2 separate regions of the Homo sapiens genome follow, and region 2 is linked to region 1. A link is an interaction called in ENCODE POLR2A ChIA-PET data of the cell type or tissue named here. Cell type or tissue: MCF 10A. All regions are shown on one strand.

Region 1 (8,000 bases):
TGGGAGGTAATTAGGTTTAGATGAGGTCATGAGGGTGGGGTGCTTGTGATGGGATTAGTGCCCTCAAAGAAGAGACACCAGAGAGCTTGCTGGTTCTTCTTCTCTCTGCTGTGTGAGAAGGTGACTATCTGCAAGCCAGGAAGTGGGCCCTCATCAGAGCCTGACCATGCTGGCACCTGGACCTTGGACTTCTCAGCCTTCAGAACGACAGGACATACATTTCTGTTGTTTAAGCCACCCAGCCTATGGTATTTTGTTACGGCAGCCTGAGCTAAGACACCTTCTAATCCTTTCCCACCTAGAAATAAATGTCATCAACCATTAAAGATCTGTCCTTCCGGACCCTATATGTATGCCCACGTGCACATGCACACACATTTTTACATGAAGGGATCATATTGCACATACTGTCCTGAGATGTACATTTTACATTTGATAATATAACATGGACATCTTTTCATGTTAACACAAATATATCCACCTCATCCCTTTCACACCTGTGAAATGCATATAGTAATACATTTAACCAACTGATGAATGTTTCGGTTACTTTTAATTTTTGCTGTTTTTGATATTTTAAACAATGTTGCAGCCTTTTTTTCAAATATCTTTTAATCCATGCCCAGTTACTTTCTTTTTTTTTTTCTCTTTCTTTCTTTTTTTTTTTTGATACGGAGTCTCGCTCTGTCGCCCAGGCTGGAGTGCTATGGAGCCATCTCGGCTTACTGCAACTTCTGCCTTCCGGGTTCAAGCAATTCTCCCGCCTCAGCCTCCCAAGTAGCTGGTATTACAGGCATGCACCACCATGCCCGACTAATTTTTGTATTTTTAGTAAAGACAGGGTTTCACCATGTTGGTCAGACTGGTCTCAAACTCCTGACCTTGTGATCCGCCCACCTTGGCTTCCCAAAGTGCTGGGCATGCCCATCTATTTTCTTAAATTAAGTTCTATAAAGTGAATTACTAGGGCAAGGCATGTGCAGTTTTTAAGAACTTGTGATGCAAGGATCCCCATGACTTCACACTCTTGCCAACCATGAACATTAACAATTGTTTACATTTTTGCTCATCTGAAAAGTACAATATAATACAGTTGTGCCTTGTACAATGACATTTCAGTTAATGATGGACTGTATATACAATGGTGGTGCCATAAGATTATAATGGAGCTGCACTATACAGGTGTACTATTTAAAAAAAAATCTTTTATACCATATTTTTACTGTACATTTTCTATGTTAAATATGTTTAGTACTTATTTTTATGTTACAATTGCCTGATGGTATTCAGTACAGTACATGCTGCACAGGTTTGTAACTCAGAAGCAAGAGACTATACCATATAGCCTACCTGTGTAGTGGGCTCTACCATTTTTGTGTAAGTGCACTCTACAACATTTGCACAATGGCAAAATTGCCAAATGATGCATTTCTCAGAATGTACCCCATCGTTAAGGGATGCATGACTATACTTCACCGTTATTTTAATTCACATTTTTTGATATTGAATGATGAATGATGATGAGTATATTTAATGTTTTTTGGAGAGGCGATATTCAATAGTGATGGAGTGCTCAGGCTCTAGAGCTGAACTGAGAGCTTTTGAATCTTGGCTTTGCCCCATTGTCAGTGGTGAACCCTAGACAAGTTATTGAACCTCAGTGGGCATCAGTGTCTTTCTTTTTGATTCATTGATTTTATTTAAAAAAATTCTTATGACTTTTTCAGTCTTTAGTTTCATCAAAATTATACAAAAAGTCAAATAGATCCATAAATATTATTCACATAAAAAGCATTTCTCCCCACTTCCCTCTCCTTAGAGTCAACCACTTTCAATCTTTTTAGCTAATTGTGTTGGTGCTATAATCTAAATGTTTGTGCCCCCCGCCCCCAAATTTATACATTGAAACCGAATCCCCATTGCAATAGTATTAAGAGGTAGGGCCTTTAGGAGGTGATTAGGTCTTGAGTGAAGCTCTCATGAATGGGATTACTGCCCTTATAAAAGAGGCCTGAGTGAGCTTGTTTGCCCCGTCTGCCAAGTGAGGACACAGCTAGAAACCTTCATCTTTGAAGGAAAGGGTGAGCCTTCCCCAGGGACTGAGTCAGCTAGCACCTTGAACTCAGGATTTCCGGGCTCCGGAACTGTGAGCAGTACATTTCTATTGTTTATAAATTACTCAGTTTAAGGTATTTTGTTAGAGCAGCCGGAATGGACCAACCCAGTTGGTATTTACTTCCAAGTAATAACACACGTGTTGCAACTTCTGGAATTTTCAGTTTTAGACTGTTGATTCCCCATTATGGAAGGCAAGGATTGAACTCTACCACCTCCACCCCCATCCCAGCTCTAGCAAATGTACACACTTCTTGTCTCCACATTCTCTATATGACTATGTCTCCATTTTCTCTACATGATTATATTGCAATCATGCCAATATTGTATTCATCACTGAAATACACAGTATATTATGATAAATGTTCCTCTCTTGAACAACTTAATATTGTCTTGTTTTTAGTTTTTATTTACTTTTCTCTTATTCATCCTGAAATTTGCAAATTTTCTAAATCTTCTTTCAGTTATTCAGATGCATCAGGAATTGTATCAATGTCCTCTTGTCTCAACAGAATATGGCTGGCAATCCTCTTTTATGCAGAGGTTAAGGAATTATACTTCCTATATGTTCAGGAAATATTTGATCAGGCTTTTTGTTTGTGTGACCCAGTTCTAACTGCAAGGCAACCACATGCAACTTCTACCCGGGTGCACTGTTTTCTGTTTGCATTTCCACCTCAAGCTCTCCATGCTAACAGACACGTAAAAAGCCCGAGGCCTAGCAAGGCAAAAATTCTTTCCCAAGGCTACCCAAGGATCAAACCAGAATTTGATCTTCTGACACCTTGTTTGGCTTATTTAACTGGTTAACCATTTGTCCCTGCTCTTAAACTGCTCCAATTCCTTAAACTTATAGAGCCTTTACTCTGAACAGGAAAATTCGAGTTCTCATTATCACAGACATAGCCGCCAAAGCCCCTTCAGGTTAGGTGATATCAAATGGAGGTAGGGTCGCCTCTCCACCCTTAGAATAGGTGATCACAAACTGTTAATCAGCAATGCTAACTGCAAGTGGAAACTTATGGAGAATAATTGATTACTGTTAAGGCATGACTTTAGGAATTCTTTGTAAGTCTAGCTTATAAAGAAAAATCCCTTGGCTTGAAAATTTCTAAAATTAGACTCAAGGAAGTTAGATAAAAGTATGTTTGAGATAAATGAATCTGTTCCAAGTTTTTCAAAGCTGCACCAATATAGTAAGGTTCAAGCTATCCACAAATACTATTTATATGCCACTGGCAAGGGGCTGTGATCAATGTCTGTTTCTTGAAGGCAGAAGTGTGACCCAAAATCTTCTTAACCAAAGAAGACGTTTATCTTTTTCAACATCAAATTTTCCCGTATGTTATCAAGATGAATCCATGGATTGCTACAAACTATATGAACCCCTAAAGGGAAGCTTTCTTACTTTCCCAAAGGAAGATGCTACAACAACTTTCATCGTTGCCCAAAGACAGTTGTTTGAGCCGATGCTGACCATGGCTTGCAAGGTACCTTGCTCAGCAGTGACTAATCAGTTTCCCACAGGACTCTGTGGTGTAGCGGGCTCCAGAGGAAGTCAACGGCAATGAATCACAGTGCTCAGGAATGAAAAATACAGCTGTGATTCACATTAACTCAAAGAAAAGGTTGAGGGGAAACAAACCTAAAAATTAAAACCACACACATGCACGCATCAGCAAATACCACACCGAGCATGTCAGGGAAACTTCTGCTTTTGAAAAGTCCAAAGAAGAAAAAGAAAAGCAACTTTTCAAAACAAAGCCTAAGAAATCTATTGATGGCAAGATTGAACTCATATAATGCACAATGTAGTTCCATAAAAAGAAATAAATTACTTTCAGTGAACTTGGTTTTTGTTATAAGAAAAAGGGAGCCAATGTATTGCTTTAGACATAATTTCAAAGATTCCTATGTATAACTTCTTTAATTTTTATTGACTACTATCGAACTTTTAAATTTTAGCTTTTGCTTAAATTACTTTACCTTTGTAAGCAGAATTCTTGCCTCATTATAGGCCTTCTCTTAACTAGCATAAATTGCTTTCTCAATAATGAATTACCTAGGAACACAAAATAAGAAAGTGCAAGTTGGATTCATTGTTGTTAGACTCAACAAGCAATTTAAAAAATAAATAAACAAAATGCAAACCTCAGAGTTATTAGGACTGATCACTTTGAAACCTGCTGGAAATACTGCAGAAAGCCATAGAGCTCAGAGCCAGTTAATAATCCACACAGATACAAATTTGAGTTTCTTTGTTGGTGCTTAAATGGATAAATATTACATGATCAAGCTTATAAAACATAAAATTAAATTAATATTTGGATAGGATTTGGTTTATTCTAACACCAGAAATGGCCAAGTGGATTTTAAAATCAGTGTAGACCAGGGCCAGGCATGATGGCTCACACCTGTAATCCTGATACTTTTTGGGAGGCTGAGGTGGGCGGATCACTTGAGGCCAGGAGTTCAAAGCCAGACTGGGCAACATATGAAGACCATGTCTCTACAAAAAAAAAAAATTAGCTGGGTATGATGGCATGCACCTGTAATCCCAGCTACTTGTGAGCCTAAGGTGGGAGGATGCTTGAGTTCCAGGAGTTCCAGTGCGGTCTGATTGTGCCACTGCACTCCAGCCTGGATGAAAGGGCAAAACCCTGTCTCCAAAATATAAAATATAAAATTACTATAGACCAGAGATTGAATGACTTTAATCACATGAGAGGTGGAGGATTTAGGTGGACATCTGGGGTGAGATGTTGTGTGACCACACCAGTTGTTGTGAGTGATTGTTGTCGTAATCAGTGATGATGTTAGACAATAAACATGTCATCTCATTTTGGAAGGCAAAGTCAATCAGTGACAAGGCAGAGTCAGACTTGTGGAAGCACTGGGGAGGGGGTGGGAGGAGGGGAAAGGGCAAGTGTGCACCGCGACCTCACGTCCACCTACCAAACATGGGTCCAAACACCCCAGGGAGCTGAGCCCCAGGCAAGCGGCTGGATTGGACCTTACTTAACATGATTTATTTTTGTCTGATTTTTCCAAGCCTGATAGTCTCCTTGGGCCAAGCTAACCAAATGACTGAAATTTTCACTTTATATTTTATTGTGTGACCTCGTAAACACACATTTGCCCTTCATTTGCCAGTAAGAACATAACAAAACAAAGCAGCATTAGAAATAGCATTTTGGGCTCCAATGCTTTGTTCTCTGTTTCTTGCACGTGATACGACTATTTTTCTATTCTGACCTATTTAGCACATTTTGCTGTTTACCAAGACCGGAAGAGATTATTCATCATTTCAAATTACCCATCTGGAAGGCATTTTATAAACATGTCTAGTTTTCTATAATTTATTTATATTTCCAGATATCAAGATTCCTAAAATATGTTGAAACCACACCCCAGATAATAAAGACTATGTATTATTTTCCAGTTGAACTTTTTTCAGTATTTTTGGTAATAAAATTATGATACAACAGGTGACACAATTAATCATGTGGGACATTCAAACCCAGTGCTTTTTATATATTTAAAATAACTTTTCATTTTTTTAAAAAATACATGTTTGTTACAGAACATTTAGAAGACATAAATTTTAAAAGCTACAGGTCTATTTATTAATCATTTGGAGTACATCCTTCCAGAATTTTTATGCACCTGTCTCTACTTTTTTATTGTGTTTTACTTCATTTTGTAATTCCTATTATAACCTGACATGTATTACGTATTCATTTGCCCAATTGTTATAATCTATTTCTCCCACTCGAATGGAAGCCTCTTAGGAGAAAGTACTCTGCCTCTTTTGTTCACTACTAAGCCCCACTAGCCTCACATAGTATCTGGTACGTATTCGGTGTCCATGAAAGAATGAATGAATAGTTGATGCTCACTAAATATTTGAAGAATTGAAAGAAGCCATGAAGTACAAGCCAACTGACCTAAAGTCATGATATGGCAAATGGATGGGAACTTCTTTCTTTTCCACCTCATATTTCTTGATTTCCTCTGCTATTGGCCGATTAGCCCATTAATTTGAACTCAGTCAATTAGCTGCAGGCACGCAGTTGATTCATTATATGAGAACTAGAGAGAAGTAGTGATCTGGGGGCAAGGGAAAGAATGGTGACCCCACAAATGGGGCTGACTGTCCGAGAGGCCACTGTGGAGTGGATTAGAGTGGGGAAGTCTATTGCTGAGCTTACTAGTGCCTGTGTTCTTCCTGCAGGGGTGGTGAATGAATAGCTCCCCTCAATTCCTCCATTCTCAGAATCTGACCCTGCACTGTTAGGTGGATACAAAGCAAGTGACTCTTGATCAGACCCAAAGGGACAATGCTGAGGAAGCTGAGTAACTTCTGCAGTAACCAAAGAAAGGAAGATAATCATGAGTACTCTCATGTCTTTCTTTACCCAACATCTGGACATTTTAACCACCAACTTCCTATTCACAGACAAAAAGTAATCCAGGGAGTATTATTACCAGACAATGACTATTTTTAACAAAAGATTGAAAGTCTGATCTTGCTCTTCCTTTTGATTCTTTCAGTGAGGATGCCCACGCTATGAAACAATTCCCAAGTATGCCATTCTGAATGGGGGGGTGCTGCAGTGTGATGGGAGCTAGAATTGCTTTTTTAACTTTTTATTTGGAAATAATTTTGAACTTACAGAAAATAATTGCAATTATCCAAACCCTTACTACTCAGGAAGGAGAAAAACAACCCAACACAAAATAAGCAAAAGATTTGAACAGACATTTTATCAAAGAAGCTATGCAAATGGCAAATGAGCACATGAAAAGATGCTTAACATCATTAGTCTGTAGGGAAAGGCTAAAACCACAATAAGATGCCACAACACATCTATCAGAATGGCTGAAATAGAAAAGAGTGATATTACCAACTGTCAATGAGGACTCAGAGAACTGGAAGCACCATACATAGTTGATGGGAACATAAAATGGTACAGTCTCTTCGGAAAACAGTTGGGTAGTTTCTTAAAGAAATAAACATAAACTTAACACATCACCCAGAAATTCCACTCATAGGTATTTACTCAAGAGAAGTGAAAATATGTGTCTACATAAAGACTTGTATGTGGGTGTTCACAATAGCATGATTTATAACAATAAAATTAAAAACAGTCCAAATGTAGAATGGATAAACAAAGTGTGATAAATCCATGCAATGAAATACTATTCAGTGGTAAAAAAAAAGAACAAGCTATTGATACCTGCTACAACGTGGATGACTTTAATAACACTATGTTGAGTGGGAGTAGTCAGGCACAAAAGACCATATATGGTATAGTTCCACTTATGTAAAGTTTCTGGAAAGCTGTATAAATTTACTAAAACACTACACTGGTACACTTAAAATAGGTAAATTTTGTGGTATTTAAATTATACCCAAACAAAGCTTTTTTTTTTTAAAATGGGAGCATATTCTAAATATTGTTTGTACTGTGCTTTTTTCTACTCAAAACTATAACTCAAAGAGAGTTTCATATTAGCACAGGAGATGGCCCTCATTTTTTAGTGGTTATAATGGTTCGCTGTATGATTGTGTCCAAATTTAAGTAACTCAAATAGCCATGAACGAAAAGATCTCATTTCTCCATTCAGACCAAAGACCTTGTAGGCATACAGTTTCTGCGTTCAGTTTTAAAAGCTACAAATTAGTTCCTTGCCTCAAAATCTCTTAAGCACCCTGTGATGGATGCTCATGGTGCCTCCCTTGTCCCCTCCACACCCACTGTTCCCATCCATGCCAAGGGTTTCCCACTGCAGGTACCCGTGAGTCTCTTCCTGAAGTCTCTCTGGTGACAGGAGCATACTTGAATCACGCATGGGTGGCCAGAAGTGCCAGGAAGTTACTG
Region 2 (8,000 bases), 110 kb before region 1:
ATGGCACCTCTTACACTGCTGGAGGAATATTACCCCCAGAGCTACTTTGGAAAGCAATTTGGCAACATCTTGTAGGGTTAAAGATACACAAACCTATATGTGTACTTTAGAGACTAAACTTGCACGTGGGCCCAAAGATACCTTTGCAAGAATATTTGTTGCACCATTATTTGTGAGAACACCTAAGGGTTCATTAAGAGGAGAATGGATACATTAATTGAGTATAAAATGCTACATAGCAGTTAAAAATTAATGAACCAGAACTGTATGTATGAACACATGTATAAACATAAAAGCCCAAAAGGCTTTTTTTGAAAGCAGAAAAAAAAAAAAAAAAGGCAAATCGAGAAGCATTATATACAGCATGTGAAGTTTAAAACCATGCAAACGTTCCCAACACAAGGAAAAAGATACATGGATGGATATCCCAGTTACCCTGATTTGCTCATTACATATTGCATATTAAAATATCACCTGTACACCCCAAAATATGTACAACTATGACATAACAAATTAACAAATAAAATGTATCCATATAATGTTTATATTGATAACATGTTGAAAGAATACTATTTCGTCTATGTTAGGTTTTAAAATATATTATTAGGCCAGATGTGGTAGCTCATGCCTGTAATCTCAGCATTTTGGGAGGCCAAGGTGGGAGAACTGCTTGAGGCCAGGAGTTGGAGACCAGCCTGGACAACATAGTGAGATCGTCTCTATAAAAAGTTTTTTTAAAAATAAAATACTGTTACATGTTATATTATTAAAATTATAAATGCATGCAAAACTGTACTGTATGTTTATAGATACACACATAGACACAAAGGCTATCCTAATATGTATGGGGTTATAATCCTAATCCAGGATAGTGGTTACCTCTAGACAGGAGAAATGGATGAAAGTGTTCACAGGTCAATGGGCTCGGTCACGTGTGAGATTTTATTTATGTATTTATTTTGTAGAGACACTTTCTCACCATGTTGTGCAGGCTGGTCTTGAACTCCTGGCCTCAAGCAATCCTCCCACCTTGGTCTCCCAAAGCTCTGGGATTGCAGATAGGCACCACCGTGCCTGGAAAGATTTTATTTCTTAAAATGAAATGGCGAAATGATGACATTTGACAGTGCTGAGTGATGGGTATTTTAATATGGTGTGTGGTTTTCTGTATGCTTAAAGTACTTTGTAAACAAAATTTTAGGAAAACAAGAAAAAGAAAGGGTGGTGTGTATGAAAATGGAAGGAGTGAAGGGACTAAAAAGGTAGAAGCAAGGAAGGGGTTGAGGGGAGTTTGGGTACGTCTGCTGAAGCCCCACCACCCTGGGACTAGGCCCTGCTTCATTCTGGACCGTGGCTGTGGCCCCAAACAGGAGAGCCACACACCTATCAGAAGCAGAAGGCCTTGTGAGGGAGGGCCGGCCACAGCCTCTGGCAAACCTCAAAGAGAGGACTCCCACCCCAGCAGGAAGCCCCGTCACTGGGTACATTTCCCTCTCCACACTTTGGTTACCTTCACAACCATCATACTGATTTGAACATAAAAACCCCAAATGGCCTTGATTCTCATCAGAATGGGCATCAGTTGATTCCCTTCAGCCAGGCTGTTTTTGTCTGGGTACCGCTCTTGCCGATGCTGTTGGCTGGATCTCCAGACCTCCAAGTTTCCTCCTCAATTCCTTCTCTACATCTGGCCACACACAAGAAGCTGACGGTGTCTGTGGCTGTCACTTAGCGGCACTCCCATGCCAAGTCACCAATCATGCCATGCCACCTATCTCTAGTGCAGAGGAAGGCACCATTGCCATGCCACCTATCTCTAGTGCAGAGGAAGGCACCATGACCCCAAGGCACGAGGGTGGACAAGCACAGAGGTTGCACTTGGCTGGATCGCTGTGGACCCTTCCCTGCTGGATGTGGGGACTTTTTTTTGGTCCCTCGCATCCCCCCCAGCCCCAGCCCCCAGCAACTTTTCCCTCCCCTTCCATTCAGTCCTGACTCACTTGTCCCAGAGTGCAGAGGGATTTAATCTCACAAATGGACCAGAGTTTAGTGTTCCAGGGCCAGTCCTGCCTCTCAGAATCATGTGTATATACCCACTGGGCCCTCCGCCAGCAGCAGTTAGCATCACAAAACACTTCCTCCCCTCTGACGGTTGGATTTTGTCCCACTGAAGGGATTTTGGGTGTTTTTTTGAAGTTGTTTTTGGACAAGTTTGTGTTGATTTATTTGTTTGTTTCTAATTCTCACAGACTTTCAATCTCATCCCTTACACTTGCTTCTTCAAAATTTCCTTCTTTGAGGGCAGAAATAACTTGTCACCCAACAAAGGAGGCCAGTTTTAATGTCAGCTTTCCCATGACAAAGCCAATAGCAGTTGGTGCTACAGGCCCAGTGTGGTGGCTCATGCCTGTAATCCCAGCACTTCCGGAGGCTGAGGTGGGCGGTTCACTTGAGGTCAGGAGTTTGAAACCAGCCTCGCCAACATGATAAAATCCCATCTCTACTAAAAATGCAAAAATTCGCTGGGTATGGTGGCATGTGCCTATAATTCCAGCTACTTGGGAGGCTGAGGGAGGAGAATCGCTTGAACCCGGGAGGCAGAGGTTGCAGTGAGCCCAGATTGAGCCACTGCACTCCAGCCTGGGTGACAGAGCGAGACTCTGTCTCAAACCAGACCAAAACAAACAAACAAACAAACAAACAAAACCCAAAAACAAAAACACAAAAAACTGGTGCTACTAACTGAAGTTTCTCCAGACCCACTTACACAATCCCAGCCTCTAACACATCCCTGTACCTGTGCAGAATTCCTGCAAGCATGGGGAGGGGCTGTCTAAACATCTGCAAAGCTGGTGAGTGAGTGCTGCTCACTACACCCCTGCTCGTCTGTGGACACCTGGGAAAGTGGTGGCAGAGCCACCTGTGATTCAGTGCAGCCAGAGGGTCAGATAGGACAAGGCTGACAAGGCACAAAGTTGGTGAGACCATGGTTCTTACATCAAACACCCAGCACAGCTGCATCATTCCCAGAAAATCCCACAAGCAGTGACAAAGACCCCAACCCAAGGGATAGCCACCTATCCTTATACAGCACAGCAGACCTCAACGGAGGTCTTGCCGGGGCATTGCCTGTGTTTGTTTTTCCCTGCAGGCATGTACAGCAGGACAGAGGGGTGATGTGTTGCCTTTAGAAGCTGGGAGAGAGTGGGCTGCTGGCCTGGCTGGGGACTTCCAGGGAAGAAGAGGGGGTGCTGGTGACCACAAGAGGGAGAGGAAGGCAGGTCAGGGGTTGGGTCCACTCCCTCGTCCTGCATTCGTGCATAACACACCTTGAGAAGCCTGAGGTGTTCACCTGAGTGCTCCTGCATAAGAGCTGGCATCCTGGCCAAGGGCAAGAGAATAACTGGAGAAGGCCCAAGTTCTTTCCCAGCCCTTTGAGGTCACACCCAGGGCTGGGCCTGGGCAAGGCTGGGCCTGCTGAGTTCCAGTCTGGTGCAGGAGTCTACAGTAATTTGTACCATTTTGTAATCATTCTGCATAATTTCTCAGTAGGCGGGGACCTCATCCAAGGGGCCATTCTTCAGGCAGCAACTTGTGCAATTTCGAGGCGGTGTGGCCTGAAGCTCTGACTGGTGACCTGACAGCTGGGAGTAGGGGTAGGCATACCAGCTTTTGGCTCAGAAAAATCTGTCTTCAAATCCTGTCTCGGGCCCCGGTTGGCTGGGTCGCCTTGGGCGACCCATTTGGGTGCCCTCATCCTTAAATCCCCAAAGCTAGGGCTGATGATGTCAAGGGAAGGTCATTGGAGGAATAAAAAGGACAATGAGATTAAAACACTGCAACAGGTCGGGCACAGTGGCTCACGCCTGTAATCCCAACATTTTGGGAGGCTGAGGTGGGCAGATGACCTGAAGTCAGGAGTTCGAAACCAGCCTGGCCAACATGGTGAAACCCTGTCTCTACTAAAAATACAAAAATTAGCCGGGCATGGTGGTGTGCACCTATAGTCCCAGCTACTCCGAAGGCGGAGGCAGGAGAATCACTTGAACCCAGGTGGTGGAGGTTGCAGTGAGCCGAGGTCATACCACTGCACTCCAGCCTGGGCTACAGAGTGAGACTCCATCTCAAAAACAAAACAAAACACTTCAATAGGCACCTAAATACTCTCTAATCCTCTTCCTATTTAAATGATCTCTTGGCCGGGAGCAGTAGCCTACCCCTATAATCCCAGTGCTGTGGGAGTCTGAGGCAGGAGGATCACTTGAGCCCAGGAGTTTGAGACCAGCCTAAGCAACATAGAGAGACCTTGGCTCTACAAAAAAGTAAAAAATTGGCTGGGCGTGGTGGCTCACGCTTGTAATCTTAGCACTTTTGGAGGCCAAGGTGGGCAGATTGCCTGAACTCAGGAGTTTCAGACCAGCCTGGGCAACACAGTGGAACCCCGTCTCTACTAAAATACAAAAAATTAGTTGGGCATGGCGGCATGCACCTGTAGTCCCAGCTACTCAGGAGGCTGAGGCAAGAGAATTACTTGAACCTGGGAGACAGAGGTTGCAGTGAGCCAAGATCACGCCACTGCACTCTAGCCTGGGCAACAGAGTGAGACTCCATCTCCAAAAAGAAAAAAAAAATTACCCAGGCATGGTGGCATGTGCCTTGTAGTCCCAGCTACTCAGGAGGCTGAGGAAGGTGGCTCACTTGAGCCCAGGAGTTCAAGGCTGCAGTGAGCCATGACGGTGCCACTGCACTCCAGCCTAGGTAACAGAGTGAGACCCCATCTCTTAAAATAAATAAGTAACAAATTATCTCTTTATATTAATGGCAATTGTTATTAACCAGAGAGCTGATACTAAAAGACACTTAAAATGGATTCATGTACCTCCCCTCCTGGAAAGAGGCCATTTAATCACCAGCAGCAGAGACCTGGGACTACAAAGAAACAATGTCCGCGGAGTCCAATCTCCTCCTGCCTGTCTGCTCAGAAGCCTCTAACCTAGAGATTTGCCCACTAGGCGCTGAATTTCCCCTAATAGAGAGAAAAGTTGTTGTATGCTTCTTTGCATGCATAGGAAGCTGCAGGGAGGAGGGAAAAGGGAGGAACCCCAAGTCTTGTTTTCTTTCTTTTAGGGTTAGATAAAAGGAGAAAAATTCTCTTGAAGGTCAAGTAAAAGTCAAATAAGAAAGTGCTTATAGCACAAGTCCTGATACAGCGCTCTTCAAATTCCAAGTCTCATTCAGGAATGTTATCAGTGGTTTGAAAAGGGATGTGTTGCTGATATGTTGAAGACTTGAAACTTAGGGTGTGGGAAAAGTCAAGTCCTTGGCTCCCAGCTATGGAATTTCCATTCCCCAAGTGCATCAACTTGGCCTTGAGGTGTGGTAAGCATTTATAATCCGGGAATCAGCTCTGCGGTATCAGATCTACCTCCAGATCCTAAAAAAACCGCATTACCCAAACAGTTCCCTCGACCATGTGCTTCTGCTTGGCTGAGGAGCCTCCTGGTGTGGTGGGTACCTCTCATGTTGGGGTTTTTCTAAACTAGTCTGGAAAATAATGAGCTTCCTCCAAACTTTCAAATGACCTTTGCCCCCAGGAACTGTCACCTGGAAAACAAAAACGTAATGGAGGCTTTTCCCCTTCACTTGCAGAGGGGCACCTGGACAATGATGCAAGCACACCTTTGGAGAACATTGCTTCTTTTCTTTTAACTTTGTGTATTACTCCTCCCAAGGGTGTTTGCATTTATATTTTTGATATTTAATTGTAATTACAAATGTCACAAATGAATATATTTTAATTAAAGAAAATAAATGATTGTACTTAAAAGTAATCTCCCTTGACCATCACCCATAATCTCCTTCACCTACTCAGATGTAACCACTGTTATCAGTTTTGTGTGTATCATCCTTGAATGGTATCATCTGTGTTTTCTCCAACCAAAGGAATTGTACTGGCTTACTAATTTCACTCGACAAATTGTAATGAGGTTTATCCACACTGATACACGAAGCCCTGGTTCATTTGTTGTAAGTGGGAACGGTTTTCCACCATAGGGATATACCACAATCCACATATCCATTCTATTTTGATAGAGGCTTAGTTGTTTCCAGAGTTTTGCTATCACAGGCAGGGCTGTGATGGTCACCTGTGTGTGTGTTCCCTTGTGCACTGTGTGAAACCTCAGAGAAAATGCTGGAGCCTATGCATGTAGCAGGTTCTGAGCTGGTGCCACATTGCTCCCCGGGTGGCTGTGCCCTTCTGCACTGCCCCTGCCATCTGTGAAAGTGTCCACGCTGCTTGTCAATGATTGATATTATCAAACATTTAAGCAGACCAATCTGATGAGCAGAAATAATTTTTGTTTTCATTTGCTTTGCCCTGATTATATTTTTATCGTTTATTTCTATTTCCTCTTGCAAGGAATTGCCTTTTCATTCATCTGTTGCCTATTTTGTGGTTTCTTGATTTTTTAAAATTAAGTTGCATAAGTTGGTTGTGTATATGAATCCATTGTCTGATATGTTTCACATATGATCTCTTTCATTGTTTTTCTGCCTTTTAAATTTTCTTAAGCTTTTAATGATGATAGAATCAAATTTATCCAAGTTTTCAATATGGCCATTGCTTATTGGCCCTTGCCTAGAAAGAAGTTCCTCATCTTGAAGTAATAAAGTCTCCTTTATTTTCTGCTAAGACTTATACAGTATATACAGCTTTGCCTGTTTATATATGATGTATTTATTTATTTGTAGTCCTTTCATTCATCTGGAATTTAGTTTTGTGCATGGTGCAAAGTCAGGACTAGAGAGCAAGGAACAACTACAACATGGCCAGAGCTGGGTTCCCCCAGCCTGTTAAGCACTATACCCTGGGTTGGCTCTGTCTGCCTGAGGCACCTTCTGCAGGCTAAGGAATGTGCCCAGAGGACAGCTTTTTTTTTTTTTTTTTCCACAAATTTACCCAAAGGCTGAGGAGTGGTGAGAGGAGGAGCACAAAGAGGTGGGGGAGGCCGGGCGCAGTGGCTCACGCCTGTAATCCCAGCACTTTGGGAGGCCGAGGCGGGTGGATCACCTGAGGTCGGGAGTTTGAGACCAGCCTGACCAACTTGGAGAAACCCTATCTCTACTAAAAATACAAAATTAGCTGGGCATGGTGGCATATGCCTGTAATCCCAGCTACTTGGAAGGCTGAGGCAGGAGCATCTCTTTAACCCAGGAGGCAGAGGTTGCTGTGAGCCGAGATTGCACCACTGCACTACAGCCTGGGCAACAAGAGCAAAACTCCGTCTCAAAAAAAAAAAAAAAAAAAAAAAAAAAAAAAAAAAAAAAAGAGGTGGGGATATGAAACGAAGAGGTGGGGGTATGAAAGTGGGGGTAAGGAAGGTGGGGTATGGAAGGTGGGGGTACGAAGGTGGGGGGTATGAAGAGGTGGATTATGAAGGGGTGGGGTATGAAGGGGTGGGGAATGAAGGTGGGGGTATGAAGGTGGGGTATGAAGAGGGGGTATGAAGAGGTCGGGAACGAAGGTGGGAGTGTGAAGGTGGGGGTATGAAGGTGGGGTATGAAGGTGGGGGTATGAAGGTGAGGGTATGAAGGTGAGGGTATGAAGGTGGGGGTATGAAAGTAGGGTTATGAAGAGGTGGGGTATGAAGAGGTGGGGTACGAAGGTGAGGGTATGAAGGTGGGGGTATGAAGAGGTGGGGTATGAAGAGGTGCGGTATGAAGGTGGGGGTATGAAGGTGGAGTATGGAGGTGGGGTATGAAAGGTGGGGATATGAAGGTGGGGGTACAAAAGTGGGGGTTTGAAGGTGGGGTATGGAAGGTGGGGGTATGAAAGTTGGGGGTATGAAGGTGGGGTATGAAGGTGTGGGTATGAAGGTGGGGGTATAAAGAGGTAGGGTATGAAGGTGGGGGTATGAAAAGGTGGGGAATGAAGGTAGGGGTATGGAAAGTGGGGGTATGAAGGTGGGGGTATGAAAGTGGGGTATGGAAGGTGGGGG

Evidence for each region. ChIA-PET counts read pairs that join two places held together with the same protein. Peaks named below come from ENCODE experiments on the same cell type or tissue, not always from the same donor. Only the 100,000 strongest peaks of a DNase experiment are listed, where the experiment ranks them.
Region 2: POLR2A ChIA-PET joins it to region 1 with 17 read pairs; 5 of 35 experiments call an interaction of 5 or more read pairs at or near these places.

Annotation. Positions count from the first base shown.
Region 1 is chr20:19,811,400-19,819,399 of GRCh38, reverse strand. The region is part of intron 2 of RIN2 (Ras and Rab interactor 2); the gene reads right to left. Among named protein-coding and RNA genes, the nearest start is that of RIN2, 57 kb to the right of the region's middle. In MCF 10A, no CTCF peak of the experiment used is centred here; DNase peaks (open chromatin) are centred at 2,169 and 3,649.
Region 2 is chr20:19,924,047-19,932,046 of GRCh38, reverse strand. The region is part of intron 3 of RIN2 (Ras and Rab interactor 2); the gene reads right to left. Among named protein-coding and RNA genes, the nearest start is that of NAA20, 89 kb to the left of the region's middle. In MCF 10A, no CTCF peak of the experiment used is centred here; a DNase peak (open chromatin) is centred at 3,466.